Linked DNA regions of Mus musculus: region 1 is linked to region 2. The links are chromatin contacts, found by Hi-C or POLR2A ChIA-PET in ENCODE. All regions are on one chromosome and are shown on one strand. The core of a region is the stretch at or near the end of the contact, and the rest is flanking DNA. Distances in the headings are between cores, read along the strand shown.

Region 1 (5,169 bases), core at 1,354-3,853, 1.2 Mb before region 2:
ATGAACGCATGCTATGATGCTAACTTGTAGAATGAATGCATGCTATGATGGGCACATGTCTAATATGTCTTCTAGGAACAGATTTTGAATGAAGTTCTCTTAAAATTAATAAGTTAAAAATAATAACAAAATCAATTAAAAATAGAAATAAAAGAAAGAATATTAAATATTTGAATTAGCAGTTGACCTGGGGACAGTCCTTGGGAAGTAGCAGCAGGAGGATTGAAAGTCTAGCTACAAAGAATTCAGTGCCAGCCTGGACAACTTAGTGTGACAGTATCTCAAAACATGTGAAAGGGAGAAAACAATAGAAAGCTTACCTATCATGTACAACAGCCCAGGTTCTGTCCTCTGCACCACAAAGAAGAAATACATAAATAGTCAATATATGAATTAGAAAACAGTGGGAAATAGCATATAGTCATGAGCTACATTATACATAATCAAGTGATAAGGTGTGAAATACATGTCTGTTGGATGGAAAGGGGGTTAGCAGAGAGACTCCTAGGGCCAGGAGGGGGACCTCCTTAAGTGAGATGACAGGACAGGAGGGGAAGCAATTGTAGAGCACACCTTTGAAAAGCTGTCACTCAGAGCAGCCTCAGAGCCAGAGCCACCAGCTCCAGCCCTTCAATGCTTACCATCCTAGGTAATGGGACTATTGGGTTTATAGTCTTAGATTTTTTTCTACTAAAACTGGTAAGCTCAACTTTCATTCACTAATTATTTGAGATGAACAAAGCCTTTTTAGAGACATTGTATAACCTCTGACCCAGTGCTCCATGTGGCCAGACGGAGGTTGAGCCCTTGACATTCATTAATTAAAAAAAAAATCTGCACCAGACAATGGCTATCAAAGGTATCACATGCTTACTTGCTGATTGCTTCATAAAACCAGGAAGTCATTTCTCTCTCTCTCTCTCTCTCTCTCTCTCTCTCTCTCTCTCTCTCTGTGTGTGTGTGTGTGTGTGTGTGTGTGTGTGTGTGTGTGTGAGTGATTTTTGGTCTATGGAAAACTTCCCCTCCAGCATCTACTAAACACTTATTAACTGAGTGAGTACTAGATAAGATGATGTGATGTCTGCTCCCTCTGGGACTTTATCATTGGCCAATTGAATAACTGAGCAACTGCTGAGATAATAAGAGAGAGTCAAAGAAGTACTGCTTTCTCAGCCTTTAGGACTTGAACTCAGGGTGTAAGCAGCAGCCTACTGTACAACTGTTCCCTTCCCACAGACTCCACCTCTTCCCAGCCCATCCAGTGTCATACAGGGGCAAACTGGCCCACAGTGTCTGGCAGAAGGTCTCACCACTCAACAGCCAAATTCTATGTGTAACACTCATCTCTGTGCTCACATGGTAGGAGTGATGGCTCCTGGAGCACGTTACTCAAATGTCCAGGAACCACTCTCCTAACCTCATATATCTCCAGCCAATCAGAACATATTGAAATTAAACCTTTAGGATACACACCGACCTCTCGTTTGGTGTAGCTTATACTGTGATCTTAGGCTTGCTGAAGGACTAACTTCCATCAGAGCCTTGACAATATTGATTGTTTTGGCTTAAAGGTACATAAGTAGATTGATTTTTGTTTCTGCTTTCAAACTAAAAAGGATCATAGTAGTGTTAGTATATTCCTGTTTCCACTGGTTGGTATGCACAGAATGAATAAATAATGTTACTTGGAAAAATTCAGTCGATGGAAAACAAGGTGCAGGTCTTGAATTGCACTGTTAACTGGCTAGGGTGCTTCCTAAGATTGTCTATTTCTGTTCTGACCCACTATTTAGAAGAAGGAGGGGAGAGGAGAAGGAGGAGGAAAGAAGAAGGAAGAGGAGGGGGAGGGGGAGAGGAGGGGTAGGAGGGGAGAGGAAGGGGAAGGGGAAGGAGGAGGAGGAGCAGTAGTAGCAGCAGCAACAAAAATCACTTTAGTAGTTTAGGTCTGGGGTAGAGAAATGACCCCAGCAGGGAAGAAAGTGTCCTCTTGAGGAGGTTAATAACCAACAAGGCTGTCACTTCCCTCAGGAGGAAGGAAATATATTCACCAGGAGTCTCTGCTAATTTGTTTTTAATTTAAGGACAATTAAGCAACTCTACACCCCCATCCCATTTCTGCATGCTTTCTCTCACAACTAGAAAAGAAATCTAAAACAAAGAAGGCTGTGAAGTTAATGTTGAGTTTACTTGGAGGGACACCTAACAGTCATTAGGGATTTGAGGAGCTAGTCAACTAAGTCCTGTATTATACTGCTTCCTCTTTCTGAATTATTATTATTATTATTATTTACTATCCAAAATTATTACTTGCTCTGGAAACAGGTTTTAGCTGATGTGTTTCTTGAACTGTTGCAGCACAGACTACTTTAGGTTATAAAAACGTTCTGATAAGAAAAGTCTGTCTCTCTTTCTTTAGATACTCCATCTAAGAAGAAATGGAAGGAGAAGAGGAAGAAAGACCAACATTTCACCACTTGCATTTCTATACTGGCAGGTGGCGTCTTGCTTCCAACTTCTCAGAACCCCAACTCAGCATAACAGAAAGGCAAGGGGGCTCAGGGCGGTAGAGGAAGCCTGCTCCCGTGGGAGGTACACTATTTACCAGCCCGATTTAAACCCGCTACGGAGGGGGCACGGTCCTGGAAGGGCGGAGCAGCCCTAGTGGGCGGGGCGGGGGCGGGGCTCCGAGGGACTAAGCTGGGTACAGGAAAGACCGGAGCTCTCAGAGCCACGTCTGTCTCTTTAAATGCCACGGGCTGCACTCCCGCCCGGGAGCCCCGAGCCGGATCTACAATCCCGTCCCTCCCGCTCCGGCGCTTGTTGCTCGCCTAGCCCGAGCGGGAGCTGCGGCCCCCGGGAAACCCAGCTAGCTCCTTCGGCTTCCCTCCTCGTGCCCCACCTTCCTGGAAATCTGCGTGAGGGGTCGTGCAGCAACGATCGTGAACAGGCATTGCCCCCCATCTTCAAGTCTTGGGGCTCTACACAACCGCGGGGGGCGGCGAGGGAGAAATGCGTCCTTCCCCGAAGCCCAGCTTCGCCTTGGTCTGCGCTGGGAGAGGAGGCACTGCGGAGCCCACACCTGCGAACTCGCCCTAGAAGTCTCGGGTGCGGCAGGGTGCCCCTCCCGGTCCCCTAGGGCTTCTACCTCTCGGGGAGAGAGTCCGCGCAGGTAATCTGAACCCCAGGGCAGGCGCGCGGGGGAGGGGCCGACGAGCCGCAGTGACTTGCGGCAGGTGAGTCTAGTCCGGAGGCTCACCTGCCACCTCCACGCCAAGGTAGCCTAGCAGGTTCTTGGGGGTGCAGACATTGAAGGACGTCAAAGGGCTAGTTAGGATCCGGAGTGGGAGGGGAAGTTAGGAAAGAGAAGGAAATTGGAATAAAGTTTCTATTTCCTTCCCTCCCCCACTCCTGCCCAGGGTTGGCAGGTAGGGCGCGGGCGGAAGCTGTCGGAGCTGCTGATGCAATGGCTTTGGCTGGGTCCAGGTGATAGCTGGAGGAAGGGGAAAGCTGGAGTGGCCATGTCTCCAGTGATCGTGACCTTAGTGGTGTAGAAACGCGAGGAAGCACGTCCCCCAGACTTCTCCTAAAATGGCTCCAGGTGCTCGGGCCCCTACCGGTTCTTTTTCAAGAAACAAACGTCTTTTTCTGGAGTGGCACCTACAAACATCTCCCTCGTCTTCTCTTCCAACAGGTGGCTTTAGCCCCTGCCCGGGCACCAGTGCCAATGACTCTGACGGTGGTTTCGCTTTCTCCTCTTGAAGTCTTGTGAACGAGAGTCCACAGCGTAATGGGCAACCAGGTGGAAAAACTGACCCACCTAAGTTATAAGGAAGTTCCCACGGCCGACCCGACCGGCGTGGATCGAGACGATGGGCCCCGCATCGGAGTCTCTTATATTTTCTCCAATGACGACGAGGATGTGGAACCTCAGCCACCGCCCCAGGGGCTTGATGGCGGAGCTTTGTCCGACTCCGGGGATCGGCCTCCCCTGCCCCCGCCGCAGCCCTACGACCCGCGGCAGCACGAGGTGGAATGCTCGGTGTTTTATCGTGATGAGTGCATCTATCAGAAAAGCTTCGCGCCAGGATCGGCGGCTCTGAGCACCTACACACCGGAGAACTTGCTCAACAAGTGCAGTCCGGGTGACCTGGTGGAGTTTGTATCGCAGGCTCAATACCCGCACTGGGCTGTCTACGTGGGCAATTTCCAGGTGGTGCATTTGCACCGGCTGGAGGTGAGCAACAGCTTCCTGACCGATGCGAGCCAGGGCCGGCGCGGCCGCGTGGTCAACGATCTGTATCGCTACAAGCCACTGAGCCCTAGCGCTGTAGTGCGCAACGCGCTGGCCCACGTGGGCGCCAAGGAGCGCGAGCTCAGCTGGCGCAACTCCGAGAGCTTTGCGGCCTGGTGCCGCTATGGCAAACGCGAGTTCAAGATCGGTGGCGAGCTGCGCATCGGCAAGCAGCCCTACCGTTTGCAGATTCAGCTCTCGGCTCAGCGCAGCCACACTCTCGAGTTCCAGAGCCTGGAGGACTTGATCATGGAGAAGCGGCGCAACGACCAGATCGGACGCGCGGCGGTGCTACAGGAGCTCGCCACGCACCTGCACCCGGCTGAGCCGGATGAGGGCGACAGCGACGCGACTCGGACTACACCGTCCCCCCTGCGTCCCCCAGCATCGGGCTCCGAGGAGGAGAACGGAGACTCGGTCGTGCACTGATACTTGAACTGGGCTCAGAGCTACAAAAGGAAGCTGTTTGCTGCAGCCACGCCCTCTTCCTCCCGCTCTTCTCCCCCCCCCAACACTTGGGCCCCATTTAGTATTCCTGGGCCTTTTGGAAAAAGCGGAGTTGGTGAAATGTACTGCAGGCTTTGGACAGGGGAGGAGGAAGGGGACTTAGGGAGCAGGTAGGATTGGCTGGTGGGTGGCCATGGGATGCTTTTTCTTCAGGCCCTCTCAGTCCACCTTCCTTTCCCAGGTGGGGTAAAGTGGGAACTTGCTTGCGGCTTCAACCCTATCAGATCTGGGACCAAATTTAACCCTTCGTATACAAGCAGGCTTGGGGGAAATCTCAGAGCACATTTGCCCTGCATTCTGTCTCTCTGGATCCCTCACTACACTCAGCTTGGAGGATGCAGGGTACAAAGGCCGGAGAGGATTGGGGAGGA
Region 2 (4,643 bases), core at 379-2,878:
AATGGCCCAGAGATGGGGTGTCCGGCTCACGAAGAGCACACTGCGAAGCAGTCCTGGGCTACGCGCTCTCCCAGACCGGCCATCCTGTATCTAGTTGTACTCCTGTTAATGTTGCAATGAAAATCGCCGGCTCAAACTAAAGCAAGTGGAAGCGAGCCTCTGGAAGTTTTCCAATACTCCGATGCTGGCCAGAAGCCTTCCCACGCTTAAGACCACCCCATCCCAACACTTCCTGGGGTGGGCTGTATGCTGGTCCCAACAGGAGTTCAAGCCCAGAAACCCCTAGGTAAAAAGAAGCCCGACTTGGTCTATACAGAACCCATGCCGCGAGCCTCGCGCAAAGAGCTTGCCAGTTGCTCCAAGTCCCGAGGAGGCACACACTGCAGGGCGTCCTTCCAGGACAGGGGGAGGAGGGGGATGAGAGCAGGGCAATGGCATGGCCCTGGAACCCATTGCAATTCCAAACTTAAATGGAACGCCACGCGCTAGCAATACAGAGCGCCAAAGAAAAGAACAGAGATAAAAGAACTGAACCCTGCACTTCCTCTAGACCGCCTAACCCTCACCAAAAAACACTCCACAGGAAAGCACTCAACCTCCAAAAACACGAAGCTGACCAAAATACCCTCCTTATCCAACTAAACGCCCTTATCTGCTCTGCCAAACCCAAGCGCTGGCGGGACTGTGATCCCGGTGGGCCGGAACCTAGGCACTTCTGTGGACGATCCAGACCCGCAACCTCCGCCCCAGGATGCTTACCTTGCAGCGCAGCTCGCGGCCGGTGTGGATGCACAGTGCCCGGGACACATGCTCGCGCTCAGCTAGGGGTAGCAGCAGGTAGTCGGCGATTCGGCTGGGCCCGGGTGAGCTCACACAGCTGCCGCCGGTCCCCTGCGTGGAGGGCGGAGGCTGAGGGCTGCAGGGCGAGCCAGGGGGACTGAGGTAGTCGGGGGGACTCGAGCACTCAGAGAGGCGCGGACACTTGGCCGCCACTGCCCCCGCGTCGTCCGTGTCCAGCAGGCGTTTGGCCGGGGTTCCCCGGGCAGCCGGAAACAGTAGACCCGGACCGCGGGGCTGCGAGGCGCCGCTCAGGGCAAAACGCACGGGACCGACCCGCATCGCGGCCCTGGCCGGAGCGGCCCCGGCTTTGTAAATCCCTGGATCTGCGCTGTGACTTCTTCCAGTCGGCGGGATGGAGTTTGCAGATAGAGCTTGGATCGGTCCCCAAGAGGAGCCGTTCCAGGACGCTGGCGTTGTCCACCAGAACCACGTTGGCCACGCGTCCAAGGGTGGGAGGCCGGCTAAGGTCTCCAGACCCCCACAGGCACCAGGTCTGGGCGCCTCGTTGGCGGTGGCCGCCGCTATTGTTGCCGAGGCTGTGGATAGTCCGGGACGTGGAGACGGCCCGAGTTCCCGGGTGTTGAGCCTCGAGGACAGGATTCCACAGGCTCCTCGGCTTCTCCGAGCAAACGCACTTCCCAAAGCAATTAGTCTGGCGTAAAAGCCGGTACAACTTTTCCGCGCCGCTCGGAATCCTGCGCGCTCCTGGGCTCCAGGCGTGTGAGCGAGCGAGACGCGCTCCAGGAGAGAGAGAGAGAGTGACCGACTATGAGTGTGTGTGCCGCACTGATCCCGGCCAGTGCACTCCTTCTCCTTTTCCTCCACCTCCTCCGCCTCCCGGTGACTCACGCTGTATACACACACACACTCACAGCCCGGGCTGTGTAAACAGTTGGGAAGCCGGGTTGTGCAATGAGGTGGCTGCGACGACTCCGGCCCCGTCGCCCGGCTTGCAGTCACCGGAGCGGAGGGAGGAGACTAGGGGGGAGGGGAGGTGGAGTTGGAGGCTGGAACTGTAAGGGGTGGCTGGAGGCCTGGGGATGCTCCTGACCGCGCGCGCCGAGGCGCAGGTGGGAACGTCCTGGGACGCCTTGGGCGCGCGCACACGCCCCCCGGGTTGGGCTGGGCAGCAGGCTGCGCGCGCCCCACCGCAGGCCCGCGGGCCCGTAGCCCAGGGAGGGGGCGGAGGCAAAGCTCCCGTGACGTCAGGTTCCCGGGGAAGTGGGCGGGAGGGGCGGGGCAGCAGGGGCGAAACGACCGCTGATTGGTGCGCGCGCATCATTCACACAACACAATGGAGCACCGAGCTCCCGGCGGCCGCGCGCGCACCTCCTGGCTGCGCACCGGCAGCTGGCTGAGACCCAGTGGTCACGCCTTTATCCTAGTGGGTCCCCCCCTCCCCGCCGTTCTGCACTTTGGGGAGCTCCCGGTGGAGCTGTGGGCGCCGTCGAGTCGCGGCTGCAGCCGGAGGAAGGGGCGAGAGGAAAGGTGATGAATTCCATTATCAGTCATTCACCCCCACGCGGTAGTTCCGGGGAAGACCTGTGCGTGGTAGTGAATGTGGCTTTTTTTTTCTTCCCCTCTTTTCCTGCCCCCTCCCAACTCTAATCCCCAGCGTCTGTTCGCTTCCACAAATAGAACCTTCTGTTGGATGAAATAAAAGCAAACACTGGGCCTTCTGCTCTGCCTCCACCTCCACGCCCCTCCCGCGCCTGCCGCCCGCCCGGATTGCACGGAAATAGCCTCTCCAAGCTCCTGGGCCGCCCCTTCGCGGTGACTCGCCGAAAGAGCTTCCTGAGCTCCGGCCGGTGGGAAACAAAGGATGTGGGGAACTGGCGGAAGGGGCCCACGTGGCTGGCGCCAGATTCCTGTCCCCTCCCGCCTGCAATGCGCGCCCGAGGGTCTAGGGCGCCAGTGCGGCCAGGAGTATTGGATACTGGGGTACGGGTCATTCTATTCACTGCCAGGGATACCATCTGCACGCGGACAAGGTCGCATGTATACTTTCATATAGTTTGAGTTGTGTGCTCTTGAAACTGGCTGACCTTGCTCCCTGGAAACAGCTTGCAGTCACATTTTGTGTTGCTGGGTTTTGTTTGGTCCCCCCCCCCCCCACTTCTTTCGCAAACCAGGTCAGTTTGGAGTCTCTGGATCCTCACTTAGCATAGATGCCTATTATCAAAATCCTTTCTTGCAATTATGCTGAATAATTAATTTTCTAAAACCAGGTCAAACCCAAGAATAAATCCTTTTCATCATTAATTCTCCAGTCATTCAACAAACGCTAATTAAGCATCTCCAAGGGTTAGTTAGGCGCTGGGGATTAGGAGACTTAAATTGAGACAGTAATGATAATTGGCATCAGTTGTGGCCCAGGGGCGTGCGGGCTCCTTACTCTGATTATTTTGCATACGTTATGAACTTTAGTTTTACACTCACTTCATAGGGTTACATTTTGCTCCATTTGATTAAAAAAAAACAAAAAACGGAAGCCTAAAACCTTTAGCTTCCTTGCTGTGATTCAAAGGCGACGGGAAGCAGTCCATAGTCCGTAGGGGAAGCTTCTCCGGCACTCTTGTAGACTCAGAGGAGACCACAACTTGCAAAGAAAGGAACTGTTAGGGAGGCCTCCATAGGGTTATGCGAACTGCCCAGAGGAAATCCGTGTACGGAACAGCAGCTTGGCTAGGAGAGGGAGCTGAATCTTGACAGGTTATCGGGACTAAGTATGTTTAGGAAGTTGCACTAGACCCTGAGGTTTTTTGTCCTACCTGATAAGATTCTCTCCTGAAGGAATCTTAGGATGTACTGAGCTGCCCGCTGGGCCTGTTACTGGACAATGAACCCAACCAATACTGTGATGAGTTATCTTAACCTGAATGCTGTATGTACCTCCTCCCCCTTTGTTAGCCTCTTCTGGGAGATACATCACCACAAACCACCGTTGCCATGACACCTCAGCTAAACATGTGCCCCGTCCTCCTCTGCTCAGCTCCCTGGGATGGCCTTCACAAACTCACTGAGTTTTGGGGTTTTTGGTTTGGTTTGAGTTGGGTTTTTTTTTTTTTTTTTTTTTTTTTTTTTGCCCAGTATGACCAGTGGGAGGCTCTGGAAGACCATGAGCAGGTGGGAGGCAGAGGAGAGTTACCAGGAGACATCTTTCTCCCTGCTTGGGCATTCAGCTATAGCAACCTCTCTGTGTGATGATTTCCTGGACAGCCACGCTTCTCTTTGAGACTAGATTTTTCTCCCTGATTGCTGCAAAGGAATAGCACCGCTGTGACTGAAAAGAGCAAGGAGGTGGTGGAAAGATAAAGCCCTGTCCTCTTGCAGGGACCTGTACCCCCTCTGCATTCCCAGTTCCAAGCTCTCAGCTGGAGGCAACGGAAGCCTTCTTAGATTGCCTTAGATGAGCCTAGCTAGTCCTTCTGCCCTTTCCAACTCCTTTCCTGCCATCCTTTGCTGAGTACCACATCCTCCATTCCAGTTTCTCATTTCCAACAGAGTGTGCCTGCTGGGGATCCTAGTCTACCACATCTTCTCTGCATGGCCTGGCTCACTCCAACAATTCTGGCCTCCTGGGATCAGGTGATACCATCTTGTCCTCCGGTCCTAGGGTGAGAGCAACTTCCTGATGTTAAAATCCGAGTCACCCTCAGGACTGTTTTTTGTTCTTTGATTTCTGCTCTTCCAATACCTTTGGAACTAGTTCCCCACAAGGAAATTCTTCTTGGTAAACTTGCTGACCTGAATTCCGTTTCCTCGTTTCCTCGTCTAGCTCCTTCCCCAACAACACGCCCACC

The links. A loop is a pair of places that touch in the nucleus more often than their neighbours do. ChIA-PET counts read pairs that join two places held with the same protein, here RNA polymerase II (POLR2A).
Region 1: a loop to region 2 is called in a map of v-Abl transformed pro-B cells, with 4 times the contacts of the local background. The contact joins the promoter of Lratd2 here to the promoter of Trib1 in region 2. A Hi-C loop is called at or near these places in 2 of 37 maps with a recorded cell type or tissue (both v-Abl transformed pro-B cells). POLR2A ChIA-PET finds 5 or more read pairs at or near these places in 1 of 5 experiments (Patski).

Annotation. Positions count from the first base shown.
Region 1 is chr15:60,822,514-60,827,682 of GRCm38, reverse strand. Lratd2 (LRAT domain containing 1) reads left to right here and starts at 2,603. Exons shown (of 2, transcript NM_001162926.1): 1 at 2,603-3,169; 2 at 3,692-5,169. The coding sequence starts at 3,788. The coding sequence ends at 4,720. It overlaps 9930014A18Rik (RIKEN cDNA 9930014A18 gene), which reads right to left and starts at 4,718. Exons shown (of 3, transcript NR_030696.1): 1 at 2,900-4,718; 2 at 321-351.
Region 2 is chr15:59,645,639-59,650,281 of GRCm38, reverse strand. Trib1 (tribbles pseudokinase 1) reads right to left here and starts at 1,628. Exons shown (of 3, transcript NM_144549.4): 1 at 760-1,628. The coding sequence starts at 1,119.